2 separate regions of the Homo sapiens genome follow, and region 2 is linked to region 1. A link is an interaction called in ENCODE POLR2A ChIA-PET data of the cell type or tissue named here. Cell type or tissue: B cell. All regions are shown on one strand. Links, peaks and the distances in the headings refer to the core of each region. The heading gives the core; the rest is flanking DNA.

Region 1 (2,913 bases), core at 269-2,768:
TTTGTGTTTTTTGTAGAGACAGAGTTTTGCCATGTTGCCCAGGCTGGTCTTGAACTCCTGAGCTCAAGTGATTCTCCCGCCTCGTCCTCCCAAAGTGCTGGGATTACAGGCGTGATCCACCACACCTGCCCATGCATATACTTTTCTATTCAGTCTAAACCTGAAAGAATACACAGCTTTCCTCTGGGGTAGGAAGATAGTGGGATTTGGGGTAAGTATGCTAGAAAGATTGGCTTTTCACCGTATACCCTTTTGTGCTATTGAATTTTTTTTTTTTTTTTTTTGAGATGGAGTTTCACTCTTATCCCCCTAGGCTGGAGTGCAATGGCGCTATCTCGGCTCACTGCAACCTCTGCCTCCCAGGTTCAAACGATTCTCCTGCCTCAGCCTCCAGAGTAGCTGGGATTACAGGCACATGCCACCATGCCCAGCTAATTTTTTGTATTTTTAGTGGAGACGAGGTTTCACCATGTTGGCCAGGCTGGTCTCAAACTCCTGACCTCAGGTGATCCACCTGCCTCAGCCCCCCAAAGTGCTGGGATTACAGACGTGAACCACTACACCCAGCCAAATAATTTTTTAAAACGCAAACTCAAAAAGGGTTGGGAATCACTAAAATACAGTTCCACTGAACAGTTTAAAATCACCATAATGGGCCTGGATCAGCACTTTGGGAGGCCAAGGCAGAAGGCTCACTCTTTTTTTTTTTTTTGAGATGGAGTCTCGCTCTGTTGCCCAGGCTGGTGTGCAGTGGCACGATCTTGGCTCACTGCAACCTCCGCCTCCCGGTTCAAGCAATTCTCCTGCCTCAGCTTCCTGAGTAGCTGGGACTACAGGCGTCTGCCACTGCACCTGGCTAATTTTTTGTATTTTCAGTAGAAACTGGGTTTCACCATGTTAGCCAGGATGGTCTCGATCTCCTGACCTCGTGATCCTCCCGCCTTGGCCTCCCAAAGTGCTAGGATTACAGGCGTGAGCCACCACGCCCGGCCAGAAGGGTCACTCTTGAGCACAGGAGTTCAAGACTGGCCTGGGCAACACAGCAAGACTCCCATCTCTATAAAAATTAAAATAATAAAAATGAGCCAGCTGTGGTGGATGCCTACAGTCTCAGCTATTCAGGAGGCTGAGGCAGGAAAATCGCTTGAGCCCAGGAGTTTGAGGTTACAGTGAGCTATGATCGTACCATGGCACTTCAGCCTGGGCGACAAAGTGCGACCCTACATCTAAAAGAAATAAATAATAATAATAAAATAAATAAATAAAATCACCACGATGCTTGTTGGATTGGATGATTTCACTGCAGCTTCAAATCCTGAGGGTTCTCTCAAGCCTGGCAGTTCTCACTGAGCTAAGAAACTAAAAGTCACATTTATTGGCAAAGAATGGATTGGGCCCATCAGAAGATAATATGCAAATGATGAGTGTGAATTTATAGTTTCCTCTCTATAGCTTTGAACATTGCTGAATTTAGAGAAGAAACTATGAATGTTGCTGCCACCTGCCGGCCACATCTCTCAATATCAGGTTCCTGGAAGTACCTGGTGGGATTCTTCTTTCAATTGAGTCCTCTATTAGGCTCTGGATTGGAGAAAGACTGATTTACAGATTTCTCCCTTTTTGCTGTCATCATCCCATAATCTGCCACAAAACCAAATTGCTAAAAGCAGGGAGCTGTGGCATTCAATTGTCTGCATTTGAATTCTGTCTTTACCTCGGGTAAATCAGATACCTGTTCTATACCTTGGGTAAATCAGATACCTATTCTTTTTTTTTTTTTTTTTTTGAGATTGAGTTTCGCTCTTGTTGCCCAGGCTGGGGTGCAATGGTGTGATCTCGGCTCACTGAAGCCTCCGCCTCCTGGGTTCAAGCAATCCTCCTGCCTCACAGGCGCCTGCCACCATGCCCGGCTAATTTTTTGTATTTTTAGTAGAGACAGAGTTTCACCATGTTGGCCAGGCTGGTCTCTAATTCCTGGTCTCAGGTGATCTGCCTGCCTCAGCCTTCCAAAGTGCTGGGATTACAGGCGTGAGCCACCGTGCACAGCAATCAGATACCTATTCTACACTTCAGTTTCCTCATCTATAAAATGGGGATGATAACAGCAGCTCCTTTACATAGGTGTTGTGAGGATTAAATTAGATCACATAAAGCGCTTAGCACAAGGCCTGGCACACAGTGAGCACGCAACAAATATTAATGGTTGTTGTCATTGTCAGGCAGAGCTTCAGAGCCTCTCTCATCCTTTTTTTTTTTTCCAGCTGAATTTAAGATTCAAGGCCCTCCCATTCTAAACTGACAAATTGTACCTGGACACACAAAAGTCTATTGGAAAGACCTATAGCATCTGGTTCCACCACTTCCTGACCGTGGGCAAGCGTCTTAACCTCTCTGAACCTTACTTGACCTCACAGATGGTTTTGGAGATTACATGAAATCATCTGCGTAAAGCACCAAGACAGTGCCTGGCATGGAGTGGACAGTTAATAAGTGGAATGATGATGGAGTGATGATTAACACAGAAATACTTACCAAGTATAGCTAAAGGTTGAGCAGCACAGGTTGCAAATAGGCAGGCCATAGGCAGTCACTAACCTACAGATATTTGGCCCACAGTGATTTACATTTTAACCCCAGGAATTTTACATTCAAGTCTGAATTCTTAATTTCTCTTTTAAAATGTGAAGATCTGCCGGGTGCAGTGGCTCACGCCTGTAATCCCAGCACTTTGGGAGGCCGAGGCGGGCGGATCACCTGAGGTCAGGCGTTCGAGACCAGCCTGACCAACACGCAGAAATCCCGTCTCTACTAAAAATACAAAATTAGCTGGGCGTGGTGGAGCATGCCTGTAATCCCAGCTACTCCGGAGGCTGAGGCAGGAGAATCGCTTGAACCCGGGAGGCGGAGGTTGCG
Region 2 (2,913 bases), core at 125-2,624, 1.6 Mb after region 1:
GCAACCAGATGCCAGGCACTATGGCAATAAGCAAGACAGCAAGTCAGTCCTCAATGAACTTGCATTAAATAAGTAATTTAAATTACACTTGAGATAAGTACTAACAAGAAGTATGGGTGCTAAGAATTTACTATAGGCTGGGCACCGTGGCTCATGGCTGTAATCCCAGCACCTTGGGAGGCCGAGGCGGGTGGATCACCCAGGTCAGGAGTTCGAGACCAGTCTGGCCAACATAGTGAAACCTCGTCTCTATTAAAAATACAAAAATTAGCCGGGTGTGGTAGCGGGCGTCTGTAATTCCAGCTACCTGGGAGGCTGAGGCAGGAGAATCGTTTGAACCCGGGAGGCGGAAGTTGTTGTGAACTGCGATTGTGCCACTGCACTCCAGCCTGGGTGACAGAGTGAGACTCCATCTCAAAAAAAAAAAAGAGTTTACTATAGCAAAGGAACCTCATACAGTCTGGAATAGATCTCTACCTGCAAATCGGGATTCACCTGGGACAGCTGCTAACCACACCAATGCCCAAACCCCACATGAAACAAATCAGAACTCTGTGAACTCTGGGCATTAATTTTTTCTTTTTTTTTTTTTGAGACGGAGTTTCGCTCTTGTAGCCCAGGCTGGAGTGTAATGGCACCATCTTGGCTCACCGCAACCTCTGCCTCCCAGGTTCAAGCGATTCTCCTGCCTCAGCCTCCCTAGTAGCTGGGATTACAGGCGTGTGCCACCATGCCCAGCTAATTTTGTATTTTTAGTAGAGATGGTGTTTCTTCATGTTGGTCAGGCTGGTCTCAAACTCTCGACCTCAGGTGATCCGCCCACCTCAGCCTCCCAAAGTGCCGGGATTACAAGCGTGAGGCACCGTGCTCGGGCCTGGGCATTAATTTTTAAAGATAATACACTCCCCTGGGTAATTCTAACATGCAGACACAGTAGAGAACCACTGGTCTTGGGCATCACATGATAGGTACTGGGGGCACAGAGGTCAATAACACAGTGCCTGCCTTCCAGGAACTTACCATTTAAGTAAGTAGAGTCAGGCCAGGCAAGGTGGTGCATGCCTATAATCCCACCACTTTGGGAAGCCAAGGCGGGCAGACTGCTTGAGCTCAGGAATTCGAGACCAGCCTGGGCAACATCGTGAAACCCCATCTCTACTAAAAAGTCCAAAAATTAGCTGGGCATGTTGACTCACACCTGTAGTCCCAGCTACTCAGGAGGCTGAGGTGGGAGGATCACCTGAACCTGGGGAGGTGGAGACTGCAGTGAGCCGAGAATAAACCACTACACTCCAGCCTGGGTGACAGAGAGACCCCCATCTCAAAACAAACAAACAAAAAAAAAGCAAGCACAGGTAGAGGGCATTGGCAAAATGCTCTGTCAAATACAGGATGGTGCTTACCAAGAGGGATAAGTGATCCCAGAGAGCTATATAAAGTTTTACCTGTGTTAGCAAGGCTTGATTTCTACAGATGGGTACTCAGGTACTGAACTGTTCTTTATAGTTTTTGTAGGCCTTATATATTGTGCAGGGTTTTTTTTTTTTTTTTTTTTGAGACAGAATTTCACTCTTGTTGCCCAGGCTGGAGTGCAATGGCGTGATCTTGGCTCACTGCAACCTCTGCCTCCTGGATTGAAGCAATTCTCCTGCCTCAGCCTCCCGAGTAGATGGGATTACAGGTATGCACCACCACGCCTGGCTAATTTTGTATTTTTAGTAGAGACGGGGTTTCTCCGTGTTGGTCAGGCTGGTCTCAAACTCCAGACCTCAGGCGATTTGCCCGCCTCGGCCTCCTGAGCCACTGTGCCCTTTTTTTTTTTTTTTTTTGAGACAGAGTCTCTCTCTGTCACTCAGGCTGGAATGCAGTGGCACAATCTTGGCTCACTGCAATCTCCGCCTCCCGGGTTCAAGCAATTCTCCTGCCTCAGCCTCCTGAGTAGCTGGGACTACAGGTGCCCGCCACCACGCCCAGCTAATTTTTGTATTTTTTAGTAGAGACAGGGTTTCACCATATTGGCCAGGCTGGTCTCGAACTCCTGACCTTGTGATCCGCCAGCCTCGGCCTCCCAAAGTGCTGGGATTACAGGTGTGAGCCACCGCGCCCAGCTATACTTTTTTTTTTTTTTTTTTTTTGAGATGGAGTTCACTGTCAACTAGGCTGGAGTGCAGTGGTGTGATCTCGGCTCAATGCAACCTCTGCCTCCCAGGTTCTAAAGTGATTCTCTTGCCTCTGCCTCCCAAATAGCTGGGACTACAGGTACCCACTGCCATGCCTGGCTAATTTTTTATATTTTTAGTAGAGACGGGGTTTCACCATGGTTGCCAGGATGGTCTCGATCTCCTGACCTCGTGATCTGCCCGCCTTGGCCTCCCAAAGTGCTGGGATTACAGGCGTGAGCCACCACGCCCGGCCTTTTTTTTAAAGGTAAAATAACAATGGCCTTTAGTCAATGAAGTCATCATAGAAGTTATTTAAGGTGCGTCTTGAAGCTTGATTAGGTAGTAGTTTTCTGAAGGAACAATCTTTAAGATATAGTCTGAAAGATGAACAGGAGGAGTTGAGGGGAAAAGTATGAGGCAAAGGGAAGGGTGTGTGCAAAGGTCTGAAAGCAAAAAATAGCATATGGTGCCTTAGAGAAACTGAAAGAAAGCCAAGAGCAAGGCAGAGAAAAAAGAATAAAGTAGAGGTTCTCAAAGTGCCATCCCTGGTCTAGCAGCAACAGAATCACAGAGGAACTTGTTAGAAATGCACATTCTTGGGCCCCACTCCAGACCTACTGAATGAGAAAGACACAGGGGATGGGAGCTGAGAGGGAACAGCAATCTGTGTTTCTGATGTCTAACATTAAAGATTCTGGATTTCAGGCCGGGTGAGGTGGCTCACGCCTATAATCCCAGCACCTTGGGAGGC

The links. Peaks named below come from ENCODE experiments on the same cell type or tissue, not always from the same donor. Only the 100,000 strongest peaks of a DNase experiment are listed, where the experiment ranks them.
Region 2: POLR2A ChIA-PET joins it to region 1 with 6 read pairs; 1 of 35 experiments calls an interaction of 5 or more read pairs at or near these places.

What each region holds. Positions count from the first base shown.
Region 1 is chr1:28,358,433-28,361,345 of GRCh38, reverse strand. No RefSeq gene overlaps it. Among named protein-coding and RNA genes, the nearest start is that of PHACTR4, 9.9 kb to the left of the region's middle. In B cell, for the core only: CTCF peaks have their summits at 1,319 and 1,523 (motif pointing left); a DNase peak (open chromatin) is centred at 1,495.
Region 2 is chr1:26,735,545-26,738,457 of GRCh38, reverse strand. The region is part of intron 4 of ARID1A (AT-rich interaction domain 1A); the gene reads right to left. Among named protein-coding and RNA genes, the nearest start is that of ARID1A, 41 kb to the right of the region's middle. In B cell, for the core only: no CTCF peak of the experiment used is centred there; no DNase peak of the experiment used is centred there; H3K27ac peaks cover 181 bases.